Regions from separate parts of the Homo sapiens genome. Here region 2 is linked to region 1. A link is a loop called in an ENCODE intact Hi-C map of the cell type or tissue named here. Cell type or tissue: heart left ventricle. All regions are shown on one strand. Each heading gives the region's core, and the rest is flanking DNA. Links, peaks and the distances in the headings are about the cores only. Region 1 has its middle 89 kb from the start of LINGO1. Region 2 overlaps PEAK1 (pseudopodium enriched atypical kinase 1).

Region 1 (9,818 bases), core at 1,198-9,197:
CTCCTGGGGCCAAGCAGGAAGCTGAGCAGGAAGTCCCCAGGCCGCCCGCTCTGCCTCTAGGCCCTCCCATGGCAGCAGCATCTTCCCTCCACCCCTTCTTCTGACCCTGCCCACCCCTCCCACCCTCAGGAAGAAGGTGCCCTCCTTCCTGAGCCCTGCCCCGCCTGGGTCTATGGGTGGAGGGGACTTAAGGGATAAGACCCCTAAGGAGACAAGCCCACCTTGCCCACACTGGCATACCTATCCGTGTACACACCTGGACTCACACTCATCGCAGAGCTCTGGGGTATAGGACGCACTCACGATTAGTCCTGATGTTCAGGGCTAGGCCTGGGGGAATGGTAGTCCCTGCCCTGCTCTTCCACACTGGAGCCCTGCCTGGTTCAAGCGCAAGTGACCAGTAAGCACAGTGCCTCGGCCTGACCTTGAAGACCTCTATCAAGTCTCTCGCCCACACCCACGCCTGGCATAGGCCCCCTCGGCCAGGCAGCCCCCTGGGCCCCCAAGCCTCAGTCACACCTCTGCTCACAACATTGCCTGGCACAGAAAAGCTTCAGGCCTCTCCAGTCCCACCCTTTCTGAGCCTCAAAGATATCTATAAGACAAGGATGAAAATTATGATAATGTTATATATTATCCTCTTGTAAGGATTATGTAATATGTGTAAAGTCCCCAGAGCAGGGCCTGGTACGCAGTAGGCACGCAATAAATGTATTTGTTATGAACACCCATCATCCCCCCCAACAGAGTCCATTTCACTCACATTCCCCCCAACACAGCACACACAGTGTGTGTTAGGACGATCTCTTCACAGACAGTATACCCCCTGAGAGCAGGAATGTGGAGTTTTCTCTCTGTGTCACCAGCGCCCAGCACAGAGTAGACAGCAATTAATTGCCCTCGAACTGTACTGGTCTCCCAGAGCCTGAATACTGGCCTCTCTGAGGTGTTGTGATCTTTACAGTGTCAGCCAAGCATGCATCAATAAGCAAAGTTATAGCAACACCCAACCCTAAGAGAGCACTCACCACATGCCAGGCACTAAGCACTTAATATAAGTGAACTCCCTAGGGGGTAAGTGCTATTATCACCCCCACTTTCAGATGAGGAAACTAAGGCACAGAGAGGTGAAGCAGCTTGCCCATGATCGCACAGCTGGGATGGGCAGAGTCAGGATTTGAATTCCAGGCAGTCTGGAACTCAGAGCTTGGAACTCCTAACCACCACCCTAGAACTCATTAAGGGAACTCTTCTGTCTATGCCCAGTATGTCACAGGATGCAGTGATACAGGGACAGCAGTATACCCAGGACAGTAAATAGCTCCATCTAAAGGCAATTGTGTCCTGAGGACCCAGACAGCTCAGTAGTAACTGATGAGCTTTTGCAAGCATGTGAAGCATCTGATGCCACAGTGATGACCACAAGGACACTGCCGCTGGCTCCTTTAGGGTGGTTTTGAATCTTTTTTTTTTCTTTTCTTTTCTTTTTTTTTTTTTAGACAGAGTCTCACTCTGTTGCCCAGGCTGGAGTTCAGTGGTGCAATCATGGCTCACTGCAACCTCCACCTCCTGGACACGAGCAATCCTCTCACTTCAGCCTCCTGAGTAAGTGGGACTAGAGGCGTGCACCACCATGCCTGGCTAATTTTTGTAGAGACAGGGTTTCACCATGTTGCCCAGGCTGGTCTTGAAATCCTGGGCTCAAGTCATCCACCTTCCTTGCCCTCCCAAAGTGCTGGACTTATAGGCGTGAGCCACTGTGCCCAGTGAGTCTTTTCTCAATGGTGCCACTGAAAGTTCCAGTGTTCACATGTATGCCATGAACCCCCAAAAAGCTGAGGATTCCTGGGCATGCACATTGGAAGTGCTTTCTCTATCTTGCCTTCAGTACTCCAGGCTTGCTTCCTTGGCACTACTAAGCTCCCTCTCCTTCATCCTTACCTCAGGGGAGAAAAGGGGAAATGGAAACAGGAAGGTGTTACCTAAGAGCCTCCAGCTGGGTAGTCCTGTTTCCTTGGACTGTGACAAGGATGAGGGCTCAGACTGTGAGCAGGATCAGGGCTCAGTCTATTAGTGAGGTTGGGATTCAGTTAGAGTCTCTGACCCTCAATCTCCACACTTCTTTCCTTGTTTGACAAGGCAGGGCATGTGGTCTGGCTCACAGATTTCACTGGCCAAATTAGGCATGAATCACCAGGGTCGAATGCAGTGCCTTCTGCTCTCCCACATCGTCCTGGCTGTCTTATCTGTAGCAGTGCTTCTGGGCATGCAGTCGCCGCCTAGCTCCTTGCATGCTGATGACCTCTACCCTGAATGGCAGGGCTACAAGCTGGCTGTAGCAATTTGAGGGAGTCACCTACCTTCCTTCTCCTTCTGAATGTCCCTGTAGGCACCTTGAACTCAACCCAACAGCCTGAACACTCCCTGGAAGCCTGCTTCTCCCTGACGTTGCCAGTTTCAGCCAAAGGCACTCAGAGGTCCAACTTGACAATGGGACATTGCCCTGGAACGTGCCCCTAGGAAATCAATCCCCAAAGCCTCCCCGTCCAGTGGATCACCCCCTGCTCCCCATTTCTTCAGCCACAGGCCTGAATGTTTTTCCGCTGAGACTTAGAACAGCCACCTCAGGGGTTCCTCTGTCTCCACCATCATCCTTTCCTGCCACACTACAGTAACAGTGGCCTTTCTAAAGTGTAAGTCTAACCATGTCACTCCCTGGCTGGACCTACATGCACTCAAGGGAGAGGGCTGAGCTAAGATAGTAATTTGGGATAGATCACTTTCCAACCACGAGAGAGGTGGGCTCACCAGGGGAGGGCGCGTCAAGTGAGAAGAAAGAGAAGAGGGCTTAAGCCAAACCCTGAGATTCTTCAGGGATGGGAGGGGAGCACCCAGTCCCAAGAGGGAGCAGGGAGGAGGAAACCCAGGAGCCAGTGCCACTGCAGGAAGGAGAGAAGCTGTCAGGTAGATCCATGCCCAGACCCCCTGAACAGAGCGCTCACTTTGTTCAGCAACTTAGAGGTTGCTGGTGACCTCAGTAAGAATCGTTTTATCTGGGAGACATAAAAAACAGAGGGCAGAGGCGTGGGGAGGAAGTCAGAGACGGGGGCAGTGAATGTACACAACTCTCAGTAATTGGGACTGGGGCCAAGGTGGGAAGGAAGATCACCTGAGGCCAGGAGTTTGTGATCAGCCTGGGCAACACAGCAAGACCCCATCTCTCCAAAAATTTTTAAAAAATAACCGGGCATGGTGGTGCACATCTGTGGTCCTAGCTACTGGGGAGGCTGAGGTGGGAGGATCACTTAAGCCCAGCAGTTCAAGGCTGCAGTGAGCTGTGATCCTGTCACCGTACTCCAGCCTGGGTAACAGAGGGAGACTCTGTCTCTGGAAAAATTAAAAAAAGAAGTGAGACTGGGACAGATCTGGCCATGGCAGAGGAGAGCCAGGGTCAAGGGAAGGTTTTATTTGGAATAAGAAGGAGCAGACCCACTCAGTCCTATATCCTTGGCCCAAGCCTGTCCTGCTCACTCTCACTACCCTACCCTTCTGGCTCTGGCTCCCAGAGATGCTACTTGCTCTTGAAAATTCTGGCTGGGGGAGGTGGGAGGGAGTGATATAGACAGACTGTCAGATTCAGAGTAGGGAGGCCCAGATACAGGGCATGGTCACCTAGATGTCAGCTGCAGATCCAGGGCAGGGGTGCTGGTATCCTGGGCCCTGCTCCCCCTCTCATTCCCCACCTTCATCGAGCTGGGGCCTTTCTTCATGGAGCTCTAAGAAGGAGAGGAGAGGCAGGAGGGAGCTGGAGGTGGGGTAGAGCACCAGGAGGCTCCGTAGGCATCTGGAGAAGTGAGGAGGGACAGAGAGGAAATATTAACTCAGTCAGGGAGCCGTCAAGGTCCAGAGTTGGGAGTCTGTGATAGTTCAGGTCCTAGGCCTGCCCCCACCTCGTCAAGTGATGCTAGGCTCTGTCCTATCATATCCGAGCCTCCGAGCCCAATCTGTGACCAGACAAGGCTAAACAAGCTGACCCCACTGGCCTTCCTGCCACGTCTTCCTGAGAGGTGAGAAGCAAGGGTCAGTCTGTGCTGCTCTGGATGGGAGTGGAGCTGGGAGCCAGGGCAGGGCAGGGCAGGGGATGACAGGCACCACTGCGCCATGTTCCAGCCCTTCTATCTGTGTGGAGGACACGGCTGTGAAATGTAAGTAAAACCCAAGTCTAATTTCCTCGGTCAGAAGGAGGAGGCACTGCAGCATTTTCAAACCCTAATTAAACCCGCTCGGGCGGTGTAACACCAAAATCAGTTCCAAGATCAATATTGCTATTCATTTAGAAGTGTAACGAGGTTAGAGAGGTGAGCAAAGGAAATAATTAACTCATTTGCAGCCTTTTTAAACAGAAACAGTCGTTTTAATCTCCAGGGTAATTAGCTATGCTCTGTCCATCAATCATGACCTCAGCCATTATTTTAAGTATTTGATTAATCAAGGAGGAAAGGGGTTAAGCCACCCCTCCAAGCCCCCAACATTGGCCCACGTATTGGGGATGACCCCTGGGCAGGCACTAGAAACACTTCTCCGGGCGGGGGGCAGTCTAGGCCAGCATTGAGAGTGGCCAGCAGGGAAGGGCTACAGCACAGAGGGTGTCCCAGGTGAGACACGTGGGCAGGTGGGGAACAGCTCCCTCTCCTGGCTGGTCTCCTGCGAGAGGACAAGCCCTCCCTGGGCATGGAAGTGCTGGGGCCCTGGAGCCCCAGGTCCTGGTCCATGTACCGCGCCTGGCTTGCTGAGTGACCTCAACAAGTCCCTGCTACCATTTCTGTCCGTCCTAGGTGGAGACGGAAGCCCATGGAATTAATCCGGAGCTCACGGGTTCTAAGTGCCCAGGGGCCTCCGGCCACTGGAGGGCAGCAGAGCCCCAGGGACCCCTGAGCCCGTGGGCTGGGCTTGCCAGAAGCGGGCGGCGGCTGCGCGGGAGCTGCTGCCTTGGGAAGCCTGGGTTCTGGCGGATCCGATGGGAAAGTCCGGTCTGGCTGCCATCTCCAAGGCCTCACGGCAGCCGGAGGGGTGGGTAGCCCCGATAAGTGTCCTCATTTGGCAGACGAGAACCAAAGCTTCGGGGAGTGCCAGGACCTCCCCGTCCGGGCCCCCACACCCCAGTTCCTGAGGCTCATTCCTGAAACCTGGAGGGGACGCCCCCGGAGATGAGGAGGGCAGAGCTGCCCGGACTGGCCTCTGTCTTGTTCTGACAGCCCGGGCGTGGCCACCCTTCTCAGCCAAAAGGGGATCCTGGGGGAAGCCAAGGCCCAGACATGGGGCCTCAGATGGGGGAAACTGAGGCCCAGAGAGAGGCAGGGCTGTGCTGATGTTCTCATTAGTATTTGTTAGCAAATGTGGGGCACAGAGTCACTGCCTCAAGGTCCTTATGATGCACTCGGGAAAACCGTGTGCAGATGGTGACCAGGCCGTGGGTGAGAGAGCTCTAGGAGGCAAGCCCGGGGTGGGGAGCCCCGCGGGGCAGTGGGCACAGCCCAGGCAGTCCAGGGAAGCCTCCTGAAGGAGGGGGCCTCTGAGCTGACTCAGAATGAAAGGTGGAGAAGTGTATTCCTGACAGGGAGGAACTGGTGCAGGGCACGAAGGAGTGGGAGTCGGTTGAATGAGTCGTGAATTGGGCATGGCTGGCCCACAGGCCCTGCAGGAGAGCAGGAAGGTGACAGGAGCCTAGGATATGGAGGGGGATCCAGGAGTGTGAGCGGAGGCTCTGGAAGGGATGCGTGAGGGCGGCTAGGGTTCATGTGGCCTGCCCTGCTGAGCCCGTTTCTGTCCACTCTAAACAGCTGTGCTGGGCGTTGGACCTGCCCTATGGTGCTTGATGTCGCTGGACCCGGGACCACCTCTTAGTGCTGTCCTCCTCTCTAGAGCCCAGATGAAAAATGACGAGTCCTTGGGAGGGCAGGGGTTGGGGAGCAAGTGTTCCTAAAGGTTCTGGGAATTCAGGGGTTGGGGAAAAGGAGACAGCCAGGATAGACATAGGCCGAGCCCACATCGACCTTCCTTCCAAGACAGCCCCTCACTGCCCTGTGCCATGCCAGTGCCAGCACCATCATCACTGGAAAGGCCTCTCCTTGCATGCCTTTGGCTTTGGGGAGCTCACCACCTCAAACAGCTCTAATGGGGAGAAATTTTCTTCAGCTGCTGTCTCTTGTCTCTCTACAGTCCCTGGCTCTTTGCCTGGGGTACCCTGAGAGCCCTGCCTCAGAGTCTTCTGGGACATCGCTGGGGTGCCCAAGACTGCAGTAGTCAGTCCCATGGGCAGGCAGGGAGTACTGACTGTCATCATCAGCCAACGAGCAACCAGAAAGGCCAGGGGACTTGGCTGGCTGGCCTAGCTGGCATCGGATTTGGGGGGAGTCTTCCAGCCCCAGGCACTGTCTCGGCAGACTGGGGGAGGGCAGGAAGGATGGGAATATGGAAGCAGAAGAAGGAGGAGAAAAAGAAGGGAAGGAGGAGGAAGGAGGACCAGGATCTGGCCTGGAGCTCGGTTGCCAGGGGCAACAGCATTGCATTCTGAGGAGGAACCAGATGCTGAGGAGGGCGGCAGGAGGAGGGGAGCTGGGGTCCAGGCAGCAGATCCAAGGCTCCTAGGGCTTGGGGGCGGGGGTACCCATTTGGCAAGAACCCCAGGAGTCCCAAGTGTGTGTGGAGCCCTGGTGAGAGCTCCTTAGTGGCTATTCTGACCCCAGGGCTCAGAGGCAGACATGTGGAGTGGGAGGAAGGCGGGGAGGGCTGGGCCAGCCACATTTGTAAGCTCCCCACAGCCGCTCTCCAGGCTACAATTTGTCTAGGACTCCAGAGCGAAAGCAGTTGTGAGGCTGGGACCGGGGCAGGGCTGGGGAGGAATGCTTAATCCAGCCAGCGCTGGGGGCCACACCCGGGCCTGCTGGGGCACTGGCCTGCCCTCCCCTCCTGCTGCCTCAGTCCAGGGGAGGAACAGGAAAAGTGCACACTGAAGGCTGGAGTCCTCTAAGGCCGTGGGCACTCCCCAGCCCCTCTCAGCTTCATTTTCTGTGTCTATAAAATGGCGCAAAAAAACCTTGCTCTTGGACACGTTTATCAGCAGTTGTCTACGTGCAATGTCGGGGGCGGGGGCGCTTGTTAAGACAATAAGAAATAAAGGAGAAAAACGTGATCAAAGGAAGTCACATTCACCTTGCATTTAGCGGGGGATTTGTACCCCTCTTTTCCAGGCCAGCAAACCAAGGCTCAGAGAGAGCTGGGTATTGAAAGTGCTGGGAACTAAGCATACCCTGTAAGACTCCAAAGCCCTCCCCACCTCTTGTTGCTCCCACCAGGACCTCCCTGATGTTGCCCTTGGAGTAACCCCCAGGCCAGAACTAGGTGTCATTTTCAAGCCTCCTCCCCAAATGTCCCCGCAACCCCTCCCTGGTTTCCTAGCATCAACCTCCATTCAACCTCCTCAACCTCCTCTGCCCCTAACCTGACAACAGGGGTAAAACTCACCCCTTGCCCGAGCAATTGAGGCTCCATCCCACCAGCCAGTTAGCTCCCTGTCCCTGCCACACAGCCACAGCCTAGCCAGTTCCCTTTCTGCCTGCAACTACCATTGTTGTGCAAGAAACCACCCCAAAATATAGTGGCACAAAACACTGACCATTTTCTTCTGTTCATGGAGTCTGCGGGTCAGGCATCGGACAGGGCACAGAAGAGGCGGTTTGTATCTGTTTTGTGATATCTGGGGCCTCACACAGCAGGCACCAGTGGCTGATGGGGGCTCGATGTCTGGGGTCTGGAACCATTCAGAGGCTTTTCACTCACGCGTGAACACGTGGTGGATGCTGACTGTGGGCTGGGAGCTAGGCTGGGGCTGTCCCCCAGAACACCTGCATGGACCCATTCATCAGGCCCGGGCTTCCTCATGGCATAGCAGCCTCTGTCCTAGGAGGACATCTTACCTGGTGGCTCAGGGATCCAAGGGTGAGCGTCTCAGCACGTAAGGTAGAAGCTGTGTTGCATTTTATGACACTCTTGGAAGCCCCAGAGTGCCACTTCTGCCATACTCTATTGGTCGAAGCAGTCACAAGCCCACCCACGTGTTTTTGTTTTTTGTTTTTGAGACGGAGTCTCGCTCTGTTGCCCAGGCTGGAGTGCAGTGACTCGATCTTGGCTCACTGCAAGCTCTGCCTCCTGGGTTCACGCCATTCTCCTGCCTCAGCCTCCCGAGTAGCTGGGACTACAGGCGCCCGCCACCACGCCCGGCTAATTTTTCGTATTTTTAGTAGAGACGGGGTTTCACCATGTGTTAGGCAAGATGGTCTCGATCTCCTGACCTCGTGATCCACCCACCTTGGCCTCCCAAAGTGCTGGGGTTACAGGCGTGAGCCACCGCGCCCGGCCCCGCCCATGTTTTAAGAGGGGGAGCACAGGCGTACATCTTCAGGAGATGAGGGGCCAGAAAGGCCAGAAGACCCTGTCTCTAGCACCCCCTACAGTCAATTCACTGTAGAAGGGCCTGCGGGATAGGGGAGATTGTTGGAGCCATCTTCAAAGTGCAAGCTGCCTTGTGGCTCCTCACCATGGCTGTGATGAAAGCCGCCCCCATTCCCTTCCTTTCCCAGCCCTGCCCCTCAGTACCAAGACACTGTCCCCTGCAGGAAACTTGCCTGGATTGAAAGCTATAGCTCCCACACCTCAGGGGACGGAATCACAACCACAGCCATGACGCGTCCAGGGAACATCTGGCCTCCCTCACTCTTCTCCAGAAATCTGGCCTACCCAGCTCCTTCTGCTCTCTTGGCCACTGACTCATCTGTGCTTCCCAGGGCTCCAGTACTGTCTTACGGAGGACTCTCCTGAGACCTCAGCCCCTTGCAGGACCTGCACCCCTATCTATTCACTGATGATCACCCAGTCAGTGGTTTCAGCCTAAACTTTTCCTAAAGGATCAGGTGCCCTCACCTACCTGCCAGGTGCAGAGGTCTCCCTCTTCCCTTGCACTCAGCACAGCCTGAGCCCAAAGGGCAGCCCCAGCCACCCTGGCACTGAAGCCAGAAGCCCCTCTCTCTAGTGCCCCCTACACAGGCACTTCATCTCCAGGCCCTCCCAGCTAAACTCCCAGGTCAGGTCCCTCCTCTCACCTGGCTCTCACCTGGCTCTCACCTGGCTGCTGGCAATTGCCCCTTCCCTGCGGAGTCCCTTCTCCAAGCAAGCTTTTCTAACATGAAACCCGACCTTGACCTTGCCACTCCCAGCTGAAACCCTTCCAAAGGCTCCCCAAATGTTCAGGACAAAATCCCAGCTCCTTGCCAACACAAGCAGAGCCTTTAACTGCCATTTGAATTCTTCCACTCTCTCTAGCTTCGCTTGTCACTGTTTCCCTCCTCCTCACACCTGTGCTCAGGGCTCCAGTCCCCTGGGCATGCTGCCATCCACTTCCAGGTGTTTGCACAAGCTGCTCCCTAGAATTGGAACACCTCTCATGGCCCTCACCTGGAGAGGGTCTGTTCCTCCTCACAGCGCCATCCAGTAGACTTTTCTGGACAATGGAAATGTTCCATTTCTGCACTATTCGACATGCTGTCCACTAGCCAATTGAAATGTGGCCAGTATGACTGAGGAACTGAATTGTTTATTTGTTTTTTATTTAAATGTAAATGGCCACCTGTGGCTAGTGGCTACCATATTGGATAGTATGCAGCTCCAACATAACACCTCTTCCAGGAAGCCTTCCCTGACCTCCCAAGCCTGGGCCAGATGCTCCCATAATGCTCTGTTCTCCAGGTGTTTATTCACCTGTC
Region 2 (9,818 bases), core at 1-8,000, 430 kb after region 1:
ACATGTTCTCTGTGCCTAGTGAGTGAGTGAGCCCTGAGGCCCCTCATCTACCAGTGCAGAGTTTCCTTAAAGCCAAGACTGACTGTGCAGTATTACTTACATAGCACATTAGTGGCCTTGGAAATTTCTAAACTTTTAACATTTTTAACAGCTTTTCATGTGATTCATGTATAACAAAGAGGATCAGGAAAGGAAAATAATGTATTTTATTGTGCTCTTATTACTTTTTTAAGTGATTGTAATATGTGAGGCTCTATTTGGAGAATGTCCCTTATCCCCTGGCCAGCAATATAGGACTCACAGGAAAGAAGGCTGGTTAGCCCACAAAGAGTCTTGCCTCCTCTAGCCAGAGTGCAGGGCTCTGCTCCTAGGAATGGCCATGGAGTGGGCATGCTGCTGCAGGCCAGCAGTCTGCTCTTGGTGTCCTGTGGCATGGCCGCGCCTTGCCTTGAAGGTTGGTGTTTGGTTCATCTTAGCATAGAACATGTGCACATAACTCCTTGCCTGATTATGCACTGAAGGGCAGCACACAGACCACTGACCATGTCAGCCAGCACATTCCCTTAACCTCCCCCACCTCCCATCTTGCAATGTCTTGCATATTGAGATATACCTTCTCAATGTCATGTTCGTGGTGCCTTGCCCATGTAAATTTCAATGTTGACTATTTAATGAGGTTACATATTTAATGCTGAATGTTTCCTGGTCCCTCTATTTGTTATGTCTCTACTTATCTTTTTTTTTCTTTCTCTTTTTCTGTTATGATTTGGATCCAGTCTTCACTTTAACTCTATGGTATAATAAGCATGGACACCTCCACTACCATTATCTTACAGCACTGGTAAACCAAGCACCTCTTCATATCAGATGTTTTTAGTACTGTTTTTATATTCAGATTTGTTAAGGGCAAAAGATGAATGCAAACTAGCCAGAGAAAAGCCTCAGGCTTCCCAGAGACAGGTGGCTAGATTAATTTTTCTCTGGGTGATGGCCAAAGAATGTGAGATAGAGAGGGAAGGGGGTGTTACAGGTTAGAGCAGAATAGAGAAAGAAACTATATTTCTAGGCAAAAAGTACTACATGAGTTGGTCTTCAGAATATTTTTCCAAAAAAATGAAATTCAGTCAGTTTAACATTATCACAAATATTTTTCATTTTAATTGTGGTAGGACCTTTGAATTTGTTCATCAACTGGAAAGAAATCCTACCCTCTGTAGACACATACACACACATTTATATATCTATGTGTTTGAATTGTGACTAGTATAGCACTTTACATTTTCTCAAGTAACAGGAAGTTATTGCCTTCAATATTGATTGGAAATTGTTTTCTATTGAAGTCTATACTGTAGAGTTTTCCATTTATATTGAGAGTTTGAACAATTAAGCTCCTATTGGAACTTTTCCTTAAGCCACATGAGCATGAACAATCTCTGTGACACTTGGGTGCTAGAGAAACACAACAGTGGCTAAAGTAGCCAAGAGCAAGACTGAATGTATAGCAGAGTGCCTTGTTAGAGTGGTAACCTAGTCTTGGAAGCAATTCAGTGGATGTTTCATAAAGAGGACTAGAACTTCAAGAAGCCTCCTGTGCTGGCTGAGGTGAGCCCTTTTGGTATATGTACACTACTGGGTTGCCTAGAAGCCAATTCATGAAGAATAACAGCAGGATGAGAAAAAGAGTCACTGTAACCTGTGGAACAACAACGTAAGAATCACCAACCCCTAGGCTGAGCTAGAACTGGAAGCCAGGAATATGGCAATGAGTTTCAAGATTTGCCCTCAGAAGATGAACTGGGTGAGGTATGGGTTGAGGTGAGGGCACAAGCACTCATCCTACCTACCCTGCTGCTGTTGAGGAGCTAGAAGTAAAACATATTGGTTAGGATTTTAACAGTTGGAGTAGCCTCCCATTATCAGATTAAGTGGGGGTCACTTTTGCTTCCAAACTCAGAATAAGTTTGTAAACATGGGAAAGTCTAAGCCAAGAGATCTAAAGCTCTAGAAATATTAATGACATTTCTGGGAGTAAAACTACTAAAAATTATATCTTAAAAGTTTCTAGTAGTATGAAGTTCCCAGGCCAGGCGCAGTGGCTCACGCCTGTAATCCCAACACTTTAGGAGGGCGAGGTGGGCAGATCACCTGAGGTCAGGAGTTTGAGACCAGCCTGGCCAACATGGTGAAACTCCATCTCTACTAAAAATACAAAAATTAGCCGGGCATGATGGCAGGCACCTGTAATCTAAGCTACTCGGGAGGCTGAGGCAAGAGAATCTCTTGAACCCAGGAGGCAAAGGTTGCAGTGAGCCAAGATCACGCCATCGCACTCCAGCCTGGGAGATTGAGCAACTTCGTCTCAAAAAAAAGTTTCCAGGAAAGATCTTTGGGTCCTACTAAGCGTCTCAATTTTGAGTTATGAATACTTTGGTTCAGGGAAGTAACCTGACATTTGGTTTTGCTGGAATTAGGGTTTTCGCTAGATTTGACTGCAATTAGGATTTCTTCTAGATTTTACCAGCAGTGATCTGAAAAAGTACAGGCTAGTCACAGAAATAGAGATGGATTTAGGATACTACACTATATTTCAAATGATTCTAGATGTGTAAATATAGTATGAACATTCTTGGAGAGGGGTGAGACAAACTGGACTTGCTGGGCCAACCCTGGCATGTTTTTCATTCTCCTCACTAGTTGACAAGGATTGAAAATTCCGCTCCAGCCTAATGAGTGAACAGGATGGCTGCCCACAAAACCAAGTTATTAGCTTTATGTCATCGAAGCTCATATTCTCAAAGGCCCAAAGTGCTGTGCCGAGACAAATCCAAGTGCTGCTCTTGCTGAAGTGCGCACTGAAGTCCAGCTGTCCGTGCTTACAGCAGTGCCAAAAGTGGGGATTCCATGGACCAAAAACGGTGCCATAAGGGAAGCCAGAAGAGTTGCAGTGCAAGATCCTGGGAGAGATTATACCAAAGAAATCAAGCCTTTTTATCCTGATGCTTCTAAGATGATGAGGGTGAGCTGTGACAGATGCTGTGGGAGGGGAGTTCACATACATTCCATGTCAAGGCATTTAGCTGATAAATCCATCCTCAGAAAAGCACCTTTTTAAAAAGAAGTCCATTTTGTATATTAGAAGATGATGATGATGATGAAGATGAAGAAAGCCCTGGCAGATACAAAGTTCCTCAGTATTTAAGGAGAAGGATCTCTTCCATGTCCCCTTGACATGACTGTGGCTATTGCCCAAACCTCAGCTTGAGAACATCATATAATACTGAGAGCGGAAGATTTTTTTAAAGAGATATGGTAGTTTAAATAGGTTTGTTTAAAGAACTCTTGGGAAATTTCTTAACAAATTGTAATTGTTTTTATAAACCTTCCTACAGAGTTGTGTACCATTCATCATCACCATCATTTAATATCTGTAAGTGCCCAGAAGGTACAAGGTGCTATACAGCCGTTAAACACCCCCTCCCTGCAACTGTTTAAAATTAGAATAGATTTTTGCATCAACCACTGCTAGAAGCTTTCCCCACCTAGGTGGGCTGCAAGGGCCTGCATTCCCAACATCCCATTACATGTTTCCCACTCCAGAAAGTCTCTGGGTTTATTCCAGCTTTTTATCTTGACGTGTCCCATTCACCCCCATGGTTTGGTTTGGTTTGGTTTTGTTTTTTAAATCAAGAAAGTTTCAGGGAATCAAAAGAGGTCGGACATTTTTTAACCTAGCAGAAGTACAGAGTCATATATTTTGCTACGAATATTGTTGTAGTACAGAAAACCCACTTTGCCCGTTAGTGTGTGGATAGTATGTGTGTGTCCGCACTCATGATAACTTGAATGTTGAACCAGACATAGGGTTCATTTTTGAAAGGTTAAACCACACTGTTTCAGGAACTTGCTCCAAATACTACTTGGTTATCCCTTCCTTTACCAGTTAGAACTAAAGAGTGTGATGTATGAACACACTGGGTTGGGATTTTCTGTTGAGGATATGCAGGGCATTTTGGCATGAGGCAAATACAGAAGCAAGATTTCATTCTACTTGGTGATTTGAATCATGACAGTCCTCATTCCAATCTCTCTTTAATTCTCTCTGGCCCTGCCCACACTCTGTATTTGAAAATCTTGTTTTTGCTCTTTCCGGAGCTTCACCCCTCTACTTACATATTGTAAAGTTGTATAAATCTATCATTGAAAGGTCCTCTCTGCCAGCAGTGGTGCCACCCTTTGGTTTGCTGTGGTACTTTGCTGTGTACTCCGTGGCATCATGTTACTGTGTAAATAAATTCATTTTAATACACACTAAAAAACAGACAAATGCTTGTCCTTTTGGCGACTCTTCCACACTGACATGCTGGGGAGGGTTTGGTTGCAGACATGGTTATGTCTTGTCCCCCCAGGGTAGGTGCCCTGTCCATAACACAGGAAATGATGGCTTTCAGCCTGTGTGTCTTCTGCACTCTGGGTCCTCATCCCCTGCTGACATGGATTATATTTCTCTTTATTCCCTGTCTAATCTGAGGAAATCAGGCCCCAAAGAGAAAGCAAAGGCATTCTGCTTTTCCCAGACCTCAGAAGGCTGCAGGTTTGCTGTGTGAGATCGCCCTCTGGTGAGCAGTCACCTGCAGGCTTCCTGGGTTTGTACTGCATGTTGAGAGGCTTGGTTAGCTGGCTCTGGCTGACCCTCTCCGTGGAAATCAGAGCTATTCAGGTAATATGAGCGGGGACAGGGCCTGGTACTGCATCATCTGCAAGATTCGCATGCCTTTGACACAGTGATACACAGGGGCCTCACAAAGGCAGACAAGCTAATGTGTGGACACTTCAGCAGCGCAGAGGAGGCCTCCTGGCTTAAGCAGGAAGAGTCAGCAGTGGTAGCAACAACTGCCGCATTATGAGAGGAGAATAGATGAAAAGGCAAACATGTAGATCCTAAATTTAGAGCAGATTTTAGAGCACCAAACCCTTTACAGTGGACACTGTCTCCAACCCGGTGTCTCTGCTCTTCTCCACTAGCAAGCACTCTGGAATTTGCAGATGCTGTTTTTAAGGCATACCCCAGAAGAGTGGCTGCCAGACTTGAGGTTTATGTTGCTGAGGAGCAACATAACAGAACCCATGTTGGTGTGGACCCAAAAGCTCTCTGTGTGTTGCCTGGGCCCAGGAGGAAGGGTCAACAGCAAGCCTGACCAGACAATCCCCAGGGACACAGGCCCTGCCTGCTGCAGCTGTGTAGCCTGCTTGCTGGAGAAGAGCCTAGAGAACTTCCCTTCTAGTTGTCAGCACAACACACTGGCTTCTGGGGGAAAGGAAGCAAAGAAAAAAGTAGGCAGTTGGGGTTGGGAGGTCACAGAAACAGAGCGTACCAGGACCGGGCTGCTGTGTGAAGCTCTGCTGGCCTGAGTGGTCACCGTGTGTGCCAGGCCAGGTCTCACTAATGCAGGACTCCATAACAACTGATTCAGTACTGACTGAGTGATTAAATTAAATATTAAAAGCTGAAGGGGCCACTGCCCTTATACGAAGGCTGAAGTGTAACAAAAGCTCCACTGGGAGTTTTGCCTAGACCTTTCCTGGGCCTTGAAGCATGACAAAATAGCGAAGGAATTCTTAACAGGACCTGTTTAGGATTAAACAAGTTTATCGGGGGTCTGAAGGAACTCCCCATACCTCCATGATTTAGCAGGAGACAAGATTAAGGGTAATCACCCCAGCACTTGGACCCATTTAGATTAAGTAAACTTACTGAGGCTCCAGAGGAAGGTCTTCAAGACTCAGACCTTAGTTATAGATTGAAAGAAGTTGGCCGGATGTGGTGGCTCACACCTGTAATCCCAGCACTTTGGGAGGCCGAGGTGGGCGGATCACGAGGTCAGGAGATCGAGACCATCCTGGCTAACACGGTGAAACCCTGTCTCTACTAAAAACACAAAAAAGTTAGCCGGGCTTGGTGGTGGGCACCTGTAGTCCCAGCTACTCAGGAGGGTGGGGCAGGAGAATGGCGTGAACCCAGGAGGTGGAGTTTGCAGTGAGCCGAGATTGCTCCACTGCACTGCAGCCTGGGTGACAGAACAAGACTCCATCTCAAAATAAATAAATAAATAAATAGTCACTTATGTCTTTAGATGAATGCACACTTACACGTAGACATATAGCTTAGAAGGTATATAAGATGTGGGAAACCGTAATTTTGAGTTGATCTGGCAATAACTTCGAGGCCTTCTCCCTGTAACTGGTTACAGAAATAAAAACTCCCTTCTCTCCCGGTTCATCTGCATCTCGTTACTGGGCCGCAAAAATAAGCAGCCTGACCCCCAGTTTGGTCCAGAAACACCTGGAGCCCTGAAAGGATACAGGCCAGTGGATGGTGGGACCAGTTCAGGATTGCCCAAGCCAGACTCCAGGTGAGGTGGAACAAGGCCAGAAAAAACACTAAGTTTCTATTCTTCAGTGGGATCACTTTGTCCTTTGGTGTAACTGGAGAGCCTGGAGATAAATTATCCTATTCCCCTTCCCCATCACATCACCCAGCGTGGGATTCATTCCTGAGAATTCCATTAGTGGTCCTCAGTGATGCCATCCTGTCTGACTCTGGGTTGTCCGGAGGTGATGGGCCACTGACAGTTGGATGGGGCCTTTGGCAGCTCCATGCCTGCAGAGTGTTGTCTTTCAACCTAAGCCACAGAGAATCTTGATTTCTTTCCTGCCCGGAGTGAATTGGTGTGGGGAGCTCTCCATTGCCTGGGGTTGTAAGTGTGTACCTTCTGCTCCAGGAACTCTTTGCCTCCTCTCCAAGGCCTAGCAAATTATGCTTCCTTATAAGTGAGTTCGCACTCTCTTCTACAAGGGAAAGAACTTCATTAGTGCCATAGGAGCCAAGAACTGCAGTTGGCAGATCACAAGTTGTTGTTAAGAGCAGCTCAAGGCAATTACAGCTGAAACTTAAAAACTGGATTTCACACTGGGTGGGGGGGTAGGAGGGAATTTGTTGCCAAGATCCAGTTCTCTCAAATTTGCAAACCTCTAAAAGGAAATAGGCTTTTTGGACACAAACTGACTTCCTTGAGATCCCAGATAAACCTCTGTACAGGTATGTGCGCGCACGCGCGCACACACACACACACACACACACACACACACACACACACACCAACTAATGGCTCCCTTGCCCTCTGGGAGCTGCATGGAAGCAACCAGAAAGCTGAGTGATAATGCTGTGAGGGCTTCTGAGGAATCTGCAATTATAAGGACCAGGGTCCTCTAGAGAAGTAACTCTCATGCAGGAAGTGGGGGGTATAGGGACTTGGGTTTTCCCCACCAGGACCACCCAATGCTCACCAGCCCACACTTGAGCTGGAGTCAAAGATAGAGCAAAAAACTCCAAGCCTATGGTTCATCTTTGCCCAGGGTTGGGGGATGGGAGGCAAATTGTACCTCAGGTAAAGAGAATGTGGAGGGATAAAGTCACCAGGCCCCCCAGGGAGGGGCAAAGTTGAATGCCTTGAAGAGCTGAGATGCTCCTCTTCCAGGGTGAAGGAGTCTGTCTCTAGAAAGCCAGCCCTGGGGGTGCTTTCCCATGAACTAGCTTAACAGCTTAATTTTATCTTCACAATCTGGTGAGGTGGTTTCTAGAATTATCCCCATTTTACCCTTGTGAAAACAAGTCAGAGAGGGTTTGTTTGCCCCAGATCCTTAGTAAGGGAACTACGATTTGTCATCCAGCAACCGTACTCCACCTCCCAGCTTCCTGGAGTGAGGGACAGTCCTCCCTCACTCTCTAGCTGTCACCCCAGTATCATCAGTGGCTTCTTGGTGTCCAAAGAAGAAAAATCCAATTGCTGAGTCTGTGTCCTCCACCTCTCATGCTTATTGCTGACCAGATGTTGCAGCAGCTCCACTCTCCAGGCTGGCCTGGGAGACATGCATTGAAATTCTCTGCACCCGCATCGTTCCTGTTCTTTTTCTCTCTGTTCTTCAGGGCCCCATTCAGCCAAGAAGCTTTTGGGATGATAGCCATCTGAAATCACCAACTCACTCCCCAGCTTCAGCTCCTGGCCTGGTGTGTGTGTGTGTCTGTGTGTGTGCACCTCCCTTCTCGTGAGCTCCTCCAGGGAGGCCATGGCTTTAGCTGCTCTGCCTGCTGTCCTTGGTGTCTGACTCAACTAACAGGAAGAGAGGAGGAAGAGAACCACCCCTGGCTGCTCCACTGGGCCAGGCCCTGGTCCAGGCTTTCCCACACATTAACCTCATTTGCTCTCCACTACAGCCATTTTACAGATGAGGAAACTCAGAGTGGGTAAGAAACTTGCCTAAAGCTGCATAGCTGGTAAGTGGTAGAGCTGAGATTCAAACCTAGGCTTGAAGCCAGTTCTCCCCACCACCATACGAGTCTTTGTCTATTGGCTTGTTTTTGTGCCAGCGGATAGGCCCAGGCCTATGGGTGTTTGCTCCAATTGTGACAGACTGGGGTAGCCAAGGAGTGCTTCCTGATGTGGGCAGAGAGTGTGAGTGAGAAGAAAGCGCTGGCTAGGCTGAGCAGTCAGATCTGTAGCTTCCCTGTAGGGCCAGCACCTTTCCCTGTCAGACCTTCACTGAACTCCTATGGGATCGCCAGGCCAACACAAGGCATTAGCACTGGCCGTCTTTGAGACATTTCCTCTCAAGGCCCCTGAGCAGACTTGCCTGTTTGCTCTCCATCTTCCCTACAGAGGGGCCTCCCAGGACTGCTTCTGGAACCACAAAGGCAACTAAGTGGCCAACAGCTGCCACAGAGCAACTGACAACCTTCTTTTCCTTTTTGTCTTTTTCTTTCTTTTTGGTTAATAATCTGCTTTCCATTCACCTACCCCCTCCACTCCCACCCTGTCATGGTAAATCAGGGTTGTAAAGTCCTCAACCCCTAAGAGCTCCATGCTTGAGCAAATATATACAAGACATACGCATATAGCTGTAGGGTTCCACTCTCTTACAAAAATTAGATCTTATTGTGTACAATACTCTGCAAATTGCTTTTCTTACTTAACAATATATATCATTGGCCAGGTGTGGTGGCTCACGCATATAATCCCAGCACTTTGGGAGGATCACTTGAGCTCAAAAGTTAGACCAGCCTGGGCAACATGTTGAAACTCCATCTCTACAAAAAAATACAAAAATTAGCCAGGTGTGGTAGCATACACCTGTGGTCCCAGCTATTCAGGAAGCTGAGGAGGGAGGATCACTCGAGCCCAGGAGGTCGAGGCCACAGTGAGCCGTGAACTGCACTCCAGCCTGGGGAACAAAGTGAGATCCTGTCTCAAAACAAAAACAAAAACAAAAGCAAAAAAATCATGGACAAAGTATTTCTTAAAAGGTAGCTTCTCGCACTAAAAATAATAGCATTACATAACATACATATATACAAATTTTATTATTATTATTTCCACTTCTTCAGGCGTTCAGTCACATAGGGATGACTAAACAACAAAATATGAGAAACTACTGAGAAGTATAAAAGATGCACAGATACAGAGATGAACTATCAGGTTGTCTCAAATTTTAGTGAAATTTGAATTTTAAATCTCAATGGGTTTTTTTTCTGGAGTGAAAAACTTTACAAAATGGTTTTCAGAGTCAGTTGGAGGAACGAATACATGAAAAACCCAGAAATTTTTGAAATTGAAGGCATAATTGAGCATATGAAAAAGCTATGATCAATAAAACAGTGTGATACAGGTACAAGAAAAAACAGATCAATGTAATAGAATAGGTAACCTAAAAATAGTATCAGTATGAAACTAGTATATGTAATATAGGATAAGTAAGACATCACT

Evidence for each region. Peaks named below come from ENCODE experiments on the same cell type or tissue, not always from the same donor. Only the 100,000 strongest peaks of a DNase experiment are listed, where the experiment ranks them.
Region 2: a loop joins it to region 1, with 6 times the contacts of the local background. A loop is called at or near these places in 94 of 110 quality-filtered maps.

What each region holds. Positions count from the first base shown.
Region 1 is chr15:77,538,606-77,548,423 of GRCh38, reverse strand. No RefSeq gene overlaps it. Among named protein-coding and RNA genes, the nearest start is that of LINGO1, 89 kb to the left of the region's middle. RefSeq lists a silencer at 4,524-4,738 and an enhancer at 6,242-6,921. In heart left ventricle, for the core only: no CTCF peak of the experiment used is centred there; DNase peaks (open chromatin) are centred at 4,963, 6,586 and 6,845; H3K4me3 peaks cover 784 bases; H3K27ac peaks cover 3,088 bases.
Region 2 is chr15:77,102,656-77,112,473 of GRCh38, reverse strand. PEAK1 (pseudopodium enriched atypical kinase 1) reads left to right here. Exons shown (of 10, transcript NM_001385026.1): 10 at 1-4,316. Among named protein-coding and RNA genes, the nearest start is that of TSPAN3, 36 kb to the right of the region's middle. In heart left ventricle, for the core only: a CTCF peak has its summit at 4,621 (motif pointing left); a DNase peak (open chromatin) is centred at 5,213; H3K27ac peaks cover 1,113 bases.